2 separate regions of the Homo sapiens genome follow, and region 1 is linked to region 2. The links are chromatin loops, found by intact Hi-C in ENCODE. Cell type or tissue: ascending aorta. All regions are shown on one strand. Links, peaks and the distances in the headings refer to the core of each region. The heading gives the core; the rest is flanking DNA.

Region 1 (4,000 bases), core at 1-4,000, 340 kb before region 2:
AGCCTTGGAACGTTCCCACGAGGTCTCCATTTGGAGCCTACATAGTGCAGTATACTGGATCTGGGGGTCAAAAGACCTGCCACTCAGCCAGGCTGGTGGTTCACACCTATAATCCCAGCACTTTGGGAGGCCGAGGCAGGAGGATCCCTTGAGCCCAGGAGTTTGAGACCAGACTGGGCAACATAGTGAGATCCAGTCTCCACAAAAAAGTAAATTAGCTGGGCTTCGTAGCACATGCCTATAATCCCCGCTATTGGAGAGGCTGAGGTGGGAGGATCACTTGAGCCTGGGAGGTCAACACTGCAGTGAGCTGTGATTGTGCCACTGTACTCCAGCCTGGGTGACAGAGGGATATCCATTCTCAAAAGAAAACCAAAAAGACCTTCCTCTTGTTAGCTATATGACCATGGATACGTTAATTAATGGAACCCACTGTTTCCTTACCAACTGTTTCCCAAGCCCCTCAAGGTTTTGTTGGCAAGAAGAAAATGTAACAATAGACCAGGCATGGTGGCTCATGCCTGTAATCCCAGCACTTTGGGAAGCTAAGGCAGGCAGACCACTTGGGGTCAGGAGTTCGAGACCAGCCTGGCCAACATGGTGAAATTCCATCTCTACTAAAGATAGAGGTGGAGGGTGCAGTGAGCAGAGATCACGCCACTGCACTCCAGCCTGGGCAAAAAAGTGAGACTCTGTCTCAAAACATAGAAAAGAACAAAAAAAAAAAAAAAGAAAGAAAGAAAATGTGACAATGGCCAGGAGAAGCTTTGTAAGTGATGAAATGCTAAGCTTCTGTGAGGAGATGGTGATGATGATGGTGATGGGTGAGACAATGTAGTGTGGATTCTAGAATCAGAGGCTGGGTGATTTCTGGCAAGTTGCTTAACCTCTCTGAGCCTCTTATCTGTAAGATGAGGATAAAAGCAATATCAGTCTTATTAAGAAGATTACACATGGTGTATTGAGTTGAATAATGTTCCCCCAAATTTATATCCACCTGGAACCCTGGGAATATGACCTTATTTGGAACCTTTTTGGGCCTTTGCAGAGGTATGCAGAGGTCATACTGGATTAGCGTAGGCCTTAAGTCCAATATGACTGGTGTCCTCCTAAGAAGAGGGAGATTTGGACACAGAGACAGATAAACAGAGAGAACACCATGTGCAGGTGGAAAGAGACTGGTGTGACATGCCCATAAGCCGAGGTGCACTGAAGATCGCCCGCCTCCAGCAGAAGCTGGAAGAGGAAAAGAAGGATTCTCTCCTAGGCCTTCAGGAGGAGTGTGGCCCCACTGACACCATGGGTTTGGATTTCTGGCCTCTAGAGCTGTAAGAGAATACAGTCCTTTTTCTTTTTCTTTTCTTTCTTCTCTTTTTTTTTTTCTGTTGAGACAGAGTCTCTCTCTGTCACCCAGGCTGGAGTGCAATGGTGCGATCTCAGCTTATTGCAACCTCTACCTCCTGGGTTCAAACGATTCTCCTGCCTCAGCCTCCTGAGTAGCTGGGACTACAGGCTCCTACCACCATGCCCGGCTAATTTCTGTATTTTTAGTAGAGACAGGGTTTCGCCATGTTGGCCAGGCTGCTCTCAAACTCCTGACCTCAGGTTATCTGCCCGCCTCAGCCTCCCAAAGTGCTGGGATTACAGGCGTGAGCCACCACGCCTGGCCGAGAGAATACGTTTTTGTTGTTTTAAGCCATGCAGTTTGTGGCAGTTTGCGACGGCAGCCCCAGGAAATGAATGCATGTGATAATTCAGAAAAAGTGCTCCATGCCATGGTGCCCGGCATGTAGTGAGTGTGAAGGGTTAGCTGTGATTATTATTGTTATCATTCTTAGTATTATGGTTCAAGGTCGGTTGTGATGGCCACAGATTTGGTCACAGGGAGACCCCTCCAACCTCCCTGGCCTCAAGTCTTACTGGGGGTGGGATGGGTTCCCTGGTCTTGGTTTCCCATGAGCTCCTGCCTGGAAGGGGTGGCTGTCCCTGTGGCAGTGGCTGACTTCCACGGATCCCTGAGGGGAGAGTTCTGTTGAGGTTGGTGGGGGTGCCCTCCAAGACTCCTGGTTGTGGGGAGGGGTGGAGGCTGCCTGGTGTGGCAGCTGCCCAGGGCTGGTTTCTGGAGCACAGCTCAGCAGATGCCTCAGGAACCTGTCTGGCAACAACATTCCTCCGCCACTCAGAGCAGCCAGCTGTCACTCGCAGCCCGTGTGGTTTTGTAAGGCGCAGACAAGGAACGTCAGCTGCTTCCCAGCAGGGCCCGTGAGTCACTTCGGCAGCTCTGAGCCCAGAGTTTCCCCTGTGGCGGCCAAAACCTTTGCCTCTTGGCCCAGCTTCTGTCCTGTGACCAAAGGCGGGTCTTCTGAGGCCTTCCTCAAGAGGAAGCCAGGAGGGGCAGGCCCCAGGATCCTGAAGACACACGGGAAGACAGATCCCACCGCACTTCCTTACTTCCTCAGGCTTCTGGGTTTGGGGCAAGGAGTGTCGTGATTTGGGTTGACACTTTCCGGGCCTCGGTTTTCTCACCTGTGAATGGGGATGTTGTGAGAACTTGATGAACTATTAGAAGTGGGAGCACCCTCCCCTTTCCTCTCCCCAGCAGCTCAGGTAGCAGGTCAAATGGTTCAGAGCCACTGGTAAGAGGATTTGACCACATCCTTCCTGTGGGTACGTGGATGGCCACTCACTAACATCAGGACCAAGGAGGCCTCAGGAGGAAAAGGGACAGCACTCCTGAAGACCCTCACCCCAGGTGAAGTTCAAGAATGTAAAAGCCTGTTTGTAGCAGGGGTGACCCAGCCGAGTTCATCCTCAAATGGACCCCGGGGTATCCGGGCAGCACTCGCCACAGGGCACAGACTTAACCCAGGCACCAAGCACTGCATGTGTGCCTGAGGTGGGGGAGTGGCAGGAAAGGAGTCTGGGGGTGTTTGGGGGTGTGTGTGTAGAGAGTCAGAAGAAGTTGGTGATCCCAAGGACCCAGGCAACTTGGCCGTGGGACAAGCCATGGCTGGGTGGAGTTGAGGGAGTAGACAGATATTTGCTCCCCTTCTCCCAGGCCCCGAGTGGAGTGTTTAGCAGGAATACCCACTTCACTTACGTTTTTGGAGCCTCCGTTTCCAACATCAGGTGCAGCAGCCATGTGGGGGCACCCCCAGCCTCCCTGGTGAGGGTGACTAAGGCATCAGTGTTGGTCTTGGAGGGCATCCTGGTAGAAGAGTCAGGCCAGGTGCTGATGTGGTCCCAGATCAGCCAGGTTGGGGGTGATGGGCAGAGTCTTGTAAGCAGCCCCTCGGGCTTTGGAAAATGCTTGGAGGGGATCCTAGAAAACACGTGGCGGTGGTGGGGTGCGGTGTGGATCTCTAAGCACAGAGATGTACCTGTGGCCTTGAGCTAACAGAAGCAACCCGGAGCTACTCTGGTTACAAATGAGCACAATTCTGCCTCCAGTCAGCCTCCCAGGACCCCCACAGCCTTGGGCACCATTTATCCAGGTGGCTTGTTTGCCACCGGGCTCTGTGCATTGCAGGACTTGTTTGGGCAGAGTCTGTTTCTGTGGGTAGAGACAGGGCTGATGTGAGAAGCAAAAGGAGGTCACCCCAAGTTCCCAGCCACAACAGACTGCCAGCATCAGCCTCCAAAGATGGTATCACCCCAGCCTGGACAGGGCCAGGCCTGCGTGTCCTAGAGCATGTGCAGAACTCTGTTTCTGAAATTCCTTCCTACCTAAGGCTGGTTTCAGTTCCAGCCATATTTGAATTTTGCTGAGTTTGAGTGTCTGCTGTGCACTAGGTTTTATAGCGGACAAAAGAATGGCAATAATAGGCCAGGCATGGTGGCTCACACCTGTAATCCTAGCACTTTGGGAGGCCGAGGTTCGTGGATTGCTTGAGCTCAGGAGTTCAAGATCAGCCTGGGCAACATGGTGAAACACCATCTCTACTAAAATACAAACAACTGGGTGTGTTGGTGCATGCCTGTAGTCCCAGCTACTTGGGAC
Region 2 (9,057 bases), core at 885-4,884:
TGGTAGTGGCAGCAATGGTGGCCACCGATGGGCAGGCGGCTCCCCTGCTATTGTTGAAGTTGTCACCACAGCAGCAGCAGGGGCGGCTGGCAAGGCCGGGCTGTGTCTGAGCTGAGAAGCAGCGTCTCACTTCCCCTGGCCTCCTCTCCCTTCCGTTTGCCCCCCACCCCCGGCCTCCCCTCACCTCTCCTGGCCTCTTTTCTTTTAGGTCATCCTCTCCCCTTGCTTCTGACTGCTTTCCGTGTGCAGATATTTAGTAAATTTTTGGTTGTCGAGTTTAATGTTAAAGAAGTGTTTGAAAAGGGGAGTGGTTGGCTGGGCGAGACGGGGTGGTGTGAGGCACTGAAGCTGATATTTATGTGGTTTCCAAATGAGAACTTTGGGCAGAATGGTCCAGTGCTCTGGGACAGGCTGCTTCCCTCCAAGTTGTTGGTGGGTGACTCTGTGCTTGCTTGGTGCTTGGCCCTGAACTGGGGGCTTGGAGGGGCTACAGAGAAGAGGTCTTACTGGGCATGCATCCTGTCCTACCCTCTGTAGACCCCCAACTGGTGAAGACCCCCTAGAAGACAGGAGCAGAGGGGATCAACTTCATGATCTCGGCGAGGCTGTCTGAGAGCTGCCTCTATTCCTCTGCCAGGCCCCCCTGCCAAAGACAGGTCTGGCAGTTGCCCCTTCCCCTGTAGGAAGGACAGCCCTGGTGACTGAGGTCACCCAAGTCTTGTGTTTGACCCAGGACTCCTGTCCCCTTCTCCCTTCTCTCTCCCATTGCCTTGAAGGGGGCGGGTCGGCTCAGGCTGCTCAAGGATCCCTGGCTCAGCCTGAGTGGGGTTGGGGGGCATGCGGAGTGGGAGAGGGATCTGCCACCCAGCTTCCCTACCTGGGTACCAGACAGAGCAGGGCTGGTCTTGGAGAAGGTGGTTCTGGCCCCACTTCCCCTCCTGTGCCTCCCTGCCCTGGGGCTCAACCTAGTTGAGACTGGGCCCTGGCAGCCATCGGCTACTTTGCTCTTCCTCTGAAAGGGGGATCAGCCCACTGACTTGGAGCACAGAACAAAGAGAGAAGCTGAGGCTGAGGTAGGGAGGCCAAGGAAGCAGAGGCTTCGCTTCTAACATCACTTCTCATTCCTATGGCCCCAGACTTAGCAGGTCCCCAGGGGCCAGCTGGGCTGAGGCCTTGCCCAGGGCAGAGTGTGCCAGGAAGGCACCAGCCACAAGGGCAGCCACTTGGGCTCAGTATCAAACCTGTTCCAGAGGGAGACTGAGTGGCTGACAGGTGGGCACAGCCTGGATGGGGAGGTGGGGCATAGCCAGGCCCTATCCATGCAGGGAATTCTCTTCCCTCTGAAGCCAGGAGCCTCACTTCCCCTGGTGTGAGAGGCTGTGGTCCCTCCCCAGCAGCCATTCTCATCTCAGCCCACAGAGGTGAGGGGGGAGGGGCTGAAAGAGATCAGGAGCCGGCTCTCCTACCTGCCAGGGCCTTTCTCCCGCGGCAGAGCTGTGGCAGAGTGTTTCTGAAGCACTGATCAAAGCCCTGTGCGAAGTGGGAAGGAGGGCTCTTGAGCGCGTGGCTCCCTGGGGCTGTGAATGTGTATCCTGTAACCAGGCAACCGGCATGCTCAGGCCCCCAGGCCTTCTGCCCCTGATGCTGCGGGCTGCATGGAGCCCACCCTGGCAGGGTGTATCTGGGTCGGCAGCATCCATCCATTCATCCATCCATTCATTCACGGTTCCTTCATATGGTCATTCACTTGTTTAGCATGGCTGTTAATGAGGCTACCAGGATATGAGTGAGGATTCTGTGGATAAAATTCAGTGTCTGTCTTAAGGGAGCGCTGCAGCTGAGAGCTGAGGGCTGCTGTGGTTTAGGTGGGTAGGACAGGGGCCAAGCCAGGGTCAGGGGTGCAGGAGCAGACATGCCTCCTAGGGTCCCAGATAGGAGCCAGAAATGGCCTGGCTCTGAGTGGTATCTTGAAATGGGGGCTGCCTAGGGCCACTGCACCCTGGGACCCTGCCTGCCAAGGACCTAGTGTACGCATGGCACAGTAGGGCCGAGGAGGGGTGGGGCCTAGAGGCCCCCTGGCCTCCTCTGCTGTGCTCTCGGCCACCACTCAGTCTCCCTACTGTTTCCAGTAAGAGGAACACCAGAGATGCCTGGGGAACAGGCTCTGTCGGGCTTTTGGAATGCCCGCTGGAAGGAGTAGGTAAACCCCAGCCACAGACTTTGGGCAGAAAAAAGTCTAGGCAGGAGGGAGGGGTCATGCAAGGGCAGCTCTGGCTGGTGGCTGGGGCCAACTCCCTCTCCACCACCCATGAATGATAGGCCAGTCTGTCCCTTCAATCCTAGAGTGGTCACTCCCCTCTGCTCCCCACCCCCTTGGGGGAGTCCCTGAAGCTACAGAGAATGTAGGTAGTTTAAGGTACAGGGGCATCAGCAGTGGCCAGGGCCAGGAGGGAAGGCACCATGCTGTGGGAGGAGCCTCAGATTCCTAGCTCCACCCCTTTACCTCAAACAGCTTTGGGTTCCCAGCTGGAGCAGGGCCCCTTACATTTCAGGGTTGGTAAGAGAATGAAAAGAGAGGGTGAGTGAAAGCCCCAGGAGACAAGAGTGGGGGTTACCTTTGTAAAGACCCTCACCTGACTCAGAGAACTAGGGGCACGGGGATGTACAGGTGGGCAGGGGGAAGGGTCTAATCCCTATCCCCAGGAGACCCCTCTGTTGTGGCTGGCACTGCCTGAGCCCTGGCCAGATCCTGCAGTGGGCTGTGAGGGTCTGCCCTGGATCTAGACAGCCTGCTGCAAATACCAGCATCACCATTCCTTAGTGTTTTGATGCCTCCCTTTCCCCATCTATAAAATGGGGATGATAACAGAACTGATCTCAGGAGTGGCCCTGAGACTGTGCACAGTGCTAATAACAGGTGTGAGCAGGAAGCACTCAGGAACGTTGGCTACTCACACTAAACTCAGCGGTGCACACAGTACATGGCAGGTCAGGAGAGCACCCTTTGTGGAACAGCGTTTTGGAGCCAGCCAAGAAGTCAATGACTTTTCAATTTGGGGAGGAGGCTTCTCTCCCAGGGAGGTGACACTGCTGGTGACTCCCACCCCCGGTGTCCCCAGGCTGGGGCTCCAGGGAAGGCTGTGCGGCACCGCCCCCTGTGGCAGGCAGGGGTGGCTGCAGGGCCATGCTGGTGGGGTGGGAGTGGTCCAGGGAGGCCTGAGCCCTGTCATCTCGCTCCACAGATCTACCGGAGGTGCTGGCTGGTGTTCCGGAAATCCTCCAGCAAGGGGCCCCAGCGGCTGGAGAAGTATCCAGATGAGAAGTCGGTGTGCCTCCGGGGCTGCCCCAAGGTTAGGAGGCCTGGGCCCTAGCTCCCCCAAGTGGCAGGGCTGTGGGGGATGGAGAGAGAGAGAGGGAGAGAGGGGAGAGAGGGAGAGAGGGGAGAAAGGGGGAGAGAGGGAGAGGAGGAGAGAGAAGGAGGAGGGGGGAGAGAGGGAGGGAGGGAGAGAGAGAGAGAGAGAGAGAGAGAGAGAGAGAGATGCACTGGCCTGGCTAAGTCCCTTGTGGATGCTGTCCCAGGTGACTGAGATCAGCAACGTCAAGTGTGTTACGCGGCTCCCCAAGGAGACCAAGCGGCAGGCGGTGGCCATCATATTCACTGATGACTCGGCACGTACCTTCACCTGCGACTCAGGTGAGGCGCGAGTATGGGCCTCCATCTGCCTCCCCTGGGGTGGTCTTGGTCAGAGGTCCAGCTAGGAGCGGGCAGAGCAGGGCTAACCCTGGGTGGAGATGGTGGTGTGGTGTGTGTGGGGTTGGGGGTGCTTTCAGGGAGCAGGCCCTCAGGGTTGAGGCAAGACAGGCAGGCAGAACCCACTGTCCTTACCCTCCCTGCTGTGCATGGTGGCATAAGTCAGGCTGGGCAGACGGGGTGGGCTACCGGGCTCTGGAGCTGCATGATGAAGTAGCATTTTCTTCAGAGCTAGAGGCAGAGGAGTGGTACAAGACACTATCTGTGGAGTGTCTGGGGTCCCGCCTCAACGACATCAGTCTGGGAGAACCTGACCTCCTGGCCCCAGGGGTGCAGTGTGAACAGACAGGTGAGGCCGGGCCCTGGCCCTGGGGGTGGGGAGGGGGAGGAGGAAGAGAGGAAGGGAGGGAGGAAGTCCCCATCTGGGGCAACTCTGGTCCCACTTGTCCACCCTCCCCCACTCCAGATCGCTTCAATGTCTTCCTGCTGCCCTGCCCCAACCTGGACGTGTATGGCGAGTGCAAGCTGCAGATCACCCACGAGAACATCTACCTCTGGGACATCCACAACCCCCGTGTGAAGCTCGTCTCGTGGCCCCTCTGCTCACTGCGCCGCTATGGCCGGGATGCCACACGCTTTACCTTCGAGGCTGGCCGGTAGGACCCTCTCGCCTCCCAGCCCTGTCCTACTATGGTGTGATGGTGGCTGCCATTCACTCTGTGTTGGGCACTGTGCTAGGAGCTTGGTTTACTTATTGGCCTAGCAATCCCAAGGGGGAATGTAATGTTCCCATTTTACAGACGAAGAAATGAAATGGAGGCTTAGAGGAGTAACTTGCCCACAGCATGCAGGTCAAGTGAAGCTATTTACCAAAAATCATATACTACTTTGGCTTAAGTCAAATGCAGGTTCAGGCACTTACTACTTCTGTGACTGTGGATCTGAGTCTGGGTTTCGGGGATAATAAAGTACCTAACCTCCTAGAATTATAGTGAAGACTGGGTATCCCCTCACTTGAACTCTGGAGTCAGTCTGCCTAGACTGAAATTCCATATAATCCTCTGCAGAACCTTGGTTGAGTTACTTAGCTTCTGTATGCCTCAGTTTCCTCATCTATAAAATGGTTTGGGAAAATGCATAACAATGAGGAAACCATTAATGGTACAGAGACCAGAGGGAGGTGGTAGAGAAAACTGAATGGGTTAATTCTTATAATGCATTTCAAGCACCAGCTGGTATAGAATATGCTCAGCACATTTGCACCGTGTGGTCGGACCCCCAGACCACAGCCCTACCTGTCCTCCCGGCCTGGAATGCAACCACAACTTGCAGTTGCAAGAGAGCCTAACTAATCACATGCATGTCTGTGGTGGGTCCCCACCATCTTGCCCTCTGTGCTGTGTCCCCAGGATGTGTGATGCTGGGGAAGGACTCTATACCTTCCAGACACAAGAGGGGGAGCAGATTTACCAGCGCGTCCACAGTGCCACCCTGGCCATCGCAGAGCAGCACAAGCGGGTCCTGCTGGAAATGGAGAAGAACGTGAGGGTGAGGCAGCGGGCATCAGTCCAGGGTACGGGGGGAGGGGGGAACGGGCGGGCAGGCAGGGCCAAGTGCCTGGGGTACACAGTGGAGGCAGGTAGGGTCTTGGGGTGGCTGCTCAGGGATACTGTAAGCCACTAATGGGAGTGACCCCTTCCTTTGCCCCACAGCTGCTGAACAAGGGCACGGAACATTACTCGTATCCCTGCACACCCACGACCATGCTGCCGCGCAGTGCCTACTGGCACCACATCACTGGTTCCCAGAACATCGCCGAAGCCTCCAGCTATGCTGGTGAGTCGCTTCCATGCCCCACACCCACCTGCCAGGAGGCTTTGTGGAGGATGAGGCCTATTGGGCAGGGGTCTTTTGACCTAGCTCTGAGTTCTGAGCCTGCTTCTGTGCCCACAGGTGAGGGGTATGGGGCAGCCCAGGCCAGCTCGGAAACAGACCTCCTCAACAGATTCATCCTGCTAAAGCCAAAGCCCAGCCAGGGGGACAGCAGTGAGGCCAAGACCCCATCCCAGTGACCACAGTGCTGGCGAGCACCGATGACTGCTGGGGGCTGCCTGCTGCGGGGCTGGCTGCAGTGTACCGTGGACAGCCTCAGGGGGCTGTCGGCCAAGAGCCTGGAGAAAGGGAGCAAGCTGCCCCCTCCTTGCCCCCAAGGATGAGGCTGGACTGAGGCAAAGGGCTGGCCACACCACCTGAGCATGTGTGAGGGGTTGGAGCTACCGTGGGACTATATACTGTTAATGATTTTAATATATATGGCTTATGACATACTCTGTATCAATGAGATCCCCTCACCCTCACCCCATCCTTCCCCACCAATACACACAAATTTTTTAATCCCATGACCAGGCCACGGTCAAGGCTGTTTTTGAGTATGAGTGCAGTCGTGTCCATCCTCCATGGCACAGCCCTCCTGCTGCCAGGACCTGCTTGAACTACCAGGGCCACAGGAGGGGGATAATCAGAGCTTGAGGCTGGCACTCTGACTGCTGGCTTTTCCCAGACAGCCCAAGGGCCGGAACAGCAGGTGGCTTCTCAGTTCCTCTGGGCCTGGAGTGACACAGGAAGGATCTGCACTTCCTCTGTGCTGCTTGCCAGCCTTGCAGTTGGAGTTTTAAGCAGAGGTGACATCTGGTTGACGCCTCAGGTGAAAATCTGGTTTTAAAATGTAACTTCTGCACAGGCTCCTTCCTGCTTTGTAGGCTGGGAAGATGCCCCTGGGGTAGGGGTGCTGATTACCTCAGCCATGTGGAGGAAGGCTGGAGCTTGTTCCTGCCCCAGGAATAGGCCAGGAGGGAAGGCCGCAGCAGGACTGCCGTGGGGAGCACCCCTGCTGCCCCCCTCTCACTGACCAGGGGTGGACAATGCCCAAGCAGAGGGAGCCCCCTTGCCCTGTTTGGCCACCCTCTGGCCAGCCAAAAGCACTCTGAAACCAAGACCTTCCCATTTCCTCCTCCCCACATGGTGCTGAGGCTCCCTGCTGCAATGCAATTAAAGCAATTGATTTTCTAGTGCTGGTATTTGTTGACTACCATGCAGAAGGGCTATCTTTCTATTCACGTCAAACTTTTGGTTGTGTGGGGTTTTTTGTTGTTTTTTGGGTTTTGTTTTTTAATACTTTAGGGTCCTGATTTGTGGGAACAGACCTTCTTGTAAATAACCACTATTTGAGTTGTGGCAGGAGGATGATAAAGCACGCGGCCCCTCCCAAAGGAGCCCTTGAGCTAGGGAGGTGGTGCAGTCAGCCTCGCTCTCAACGTGACCCGGGGAATGACCACCCAGAGGGATGAGCTAGCCTGTAGAGGGGAACTGGGGTCCAAAGGTCTTTGGGGAGGGAGGCAGAGCTGGCTGGCTCAGCTAAGTGGCACGATGACGCATGAAGGAGATTATGTTGTGCTCTTTATTGCCAAAAATAAACACTTTTAAAAAGACAACTTCTGTTAATCAATAAATATCCTTTCCTTTCTGTACTGGATCTCTGGTTTTCTCCAGGCTGCCTAATTAACTGCTTTGTGCATGTTCCTATCTGGAGACAGTGCTGAGGGGTTAGGGCCAGAGCCTTCATTAAGGAGAAATGAAATACTCCTCCTGTGTATGTGGGAGGGGCCCTTGCTCCTGCGGCTGCTTCCACCCCCACCCCCACCCCCACCCCCACCAAACTAAATGATCAGGTCATTGGAGGTGAAGGGGTTCATGACTGCTGGACAGAGAATGAAATATCATGTTTATTTGGTGGGGAGGGGACAGCCAGGGTCTAATGCTATTCCAAAAGGTTACTTCTCAAATTAGGGACACCTGGGAATTTGAAGCGCTAGCAGGCCAGCCCTGGGGCAAGAACTGGAAGGGTTTATAGGCCCCCTGAATAAAGGCTATGGCACTTGATCCTCAACACCAGACATCTAAGGTACAACTGAAAATGACTCATTTTGGACAGAAAGGGTTTAGAGTAAAGAGCTGGACTAACCAGGAGAGAAGTCTAGTTGGTTCCCTACAGGTGCACTGGAAACACTCCAGCAGGGACCTTCTGGGATCTGGGGAGCACTGCTGCCAATTATTAACAGCAGTCAGGGCCAGTAAAGACCTATCCTGCCTAAACACCACTGCATCCCTGGTAATCTATCTATGACCCACTTCTAGTTGGTACTGATGTCCTGCCAAGAAGCTCAACCAACAGTAGACTAGATTCTCAGAAACGAGAAGAGTCTGAAGAGAGACCCCCATATCCAGCTGCTGGCCTGAATCTCCGTTTTTGCTGAAGCAGGCAAGCTGCAGTTAATTTATGGTTAGCACATCACTCTGGATCTCGTGGCTTAATTGAGTTTGTAAATCACTCAGTTTCTTCTTCAATCCTGAGAGGGCTGACAGGACAATGGTTTCAGGACGCAGAGAGCCACAGGACTCCACATTGTAGTAAAACCTAGGAGGCAAGAGTCCAGTGAGTGCACTGCGAGGCAGGCTGGCCGACCCGAGCTCTGGCCATGGACAACCCTTCCTCCTTCCGGGTCTTGGCTCTGTTCCCACATGGAACTTGACCTTGGGCCAGGGCTAACTTCCTTTCATGTAAAACCTCTTACATAGGGTAGTTTCAACACACTTTGCACAACCTCAAGGAGGCTACAACTACCTCATAAGGTACCTGTGAAAATCCTAAAGTTCTGTATGTATGCATGCCCCCTGAGGAGAGAGTGGAAAACCAAGTGAGCAGTGACCAGTGATAGACCTTTCACAGTCACCCTGTGGAACTTGGGTCCAAATCTCTGCCCCTAGCGTTGACCTGAAGAATCTCTTCTTTGGGGGCTGAAAATCAGAACAGGAACCACCTGGATAAATGGAGGGTCCTCTTTGTCAGTGACCAAAAGGGGCTGACGACCTGCCCCTGGGATGTGCACATACCACAGGTCTAGTTTAGCAGTCAGCAGCCCCTCCTCAGCTTATGAGAACTGCGAGGTGGGGGAGAGGGAATGCCTAACTCACGGCCTGAACCAAAACCATCCCTTCTTCCACACTTCACCTTCCCATGTCCAACCAGGCTCTTACCTTTCTGGCTTGCCGTTGGGGTCATAGGGAGCCTGCGACTCATCCTCATCCAGCTCCGAGTACTCACTCTTTGGCCTGAGGTCAAACACAGGTCAGCACAAGGTTGCCACTGCTCCTTTTGGGGCACCCAAGTTCCTAGAGAGCCTGCCACATCTCAGTCAACAACAGCCATTTCTATGCCACACCCACCCCAAATGCCTGCCATCACTCCT

Evidence for each region. Peaks named below come from ENCODE experiments on the same cell type or tissue, not always from the same donor. Only the 100,000 strongest peaks of a DNase experiment are listed, where the experiment ranks them.
Region 1: a loop joins it to region 2, with 2.3 times the contacts of the local background. A loop is called at or near these places in 1 of 110 quality-filtered maps.

Annotation. Positions count from the first base shown.
Region 1 is chr16:57,814,746-57,818,745 of GRCh38, reverse strand. LOC388282 (a long non-coding RNA gene) reads right to left here. Exons shown (of 4, transcript NR_169553.1): 3 at 3,101-3,322; 4 at 1,794-2,526. It also overlaps a transcript of KIFC3 not described here. Among named protein-coding and RNA genes, the nearest start is that of KIFC3, 14 kb to the right of the region's middle. RefSeq lists an enhancer at 1,490-2,035. In ascending aorta, for the core only: no CTCF peak of the experiment used is centred there; a DNase peak (open chromatin) is centred at 2,285; H3K27ac peaks cover 1,760 bases.
Region 2 is chr16:57,470,143-57,479,199 of GRCh38, reverse strand. DOK4 (docking protein 4) reads left to right here. Exons shown (of 9, transcript NM_018110.5): 3 at 3,243-3,350; 4 at 3,580-3,694; 5 at 3,981-4,100; 6 at 4,218-4,407; 7 at 5,161-5,299; 8 at 5,464-5,587; 9 at 5,705-7,278. The coding sequence ends at 5,823. POLR2C (RNA polymerase II subunit C) reads right to left here. Exons shown (of 9, transcript NM_032940.3): 8 at 8,846-8,920; 9 at 7,191-8,225. The coding sequence ends at 8,081. Among named protein-coding and RNA genes, the nearest start is that of DOK4, 12 kb to the left of the region's middle. RefSeq lists enhancers at 3,714-4,502, 5,168-5,688, 5,689-6,210. In ascending aorta, for the core only: a CTCF peak has its summit at 3,179; DNase peaks (open chromatin) are centred at 3,209 and 3,727; H3K4me3 peaks cover 455 bases; H3K27ac peaks cover 2,397 bases.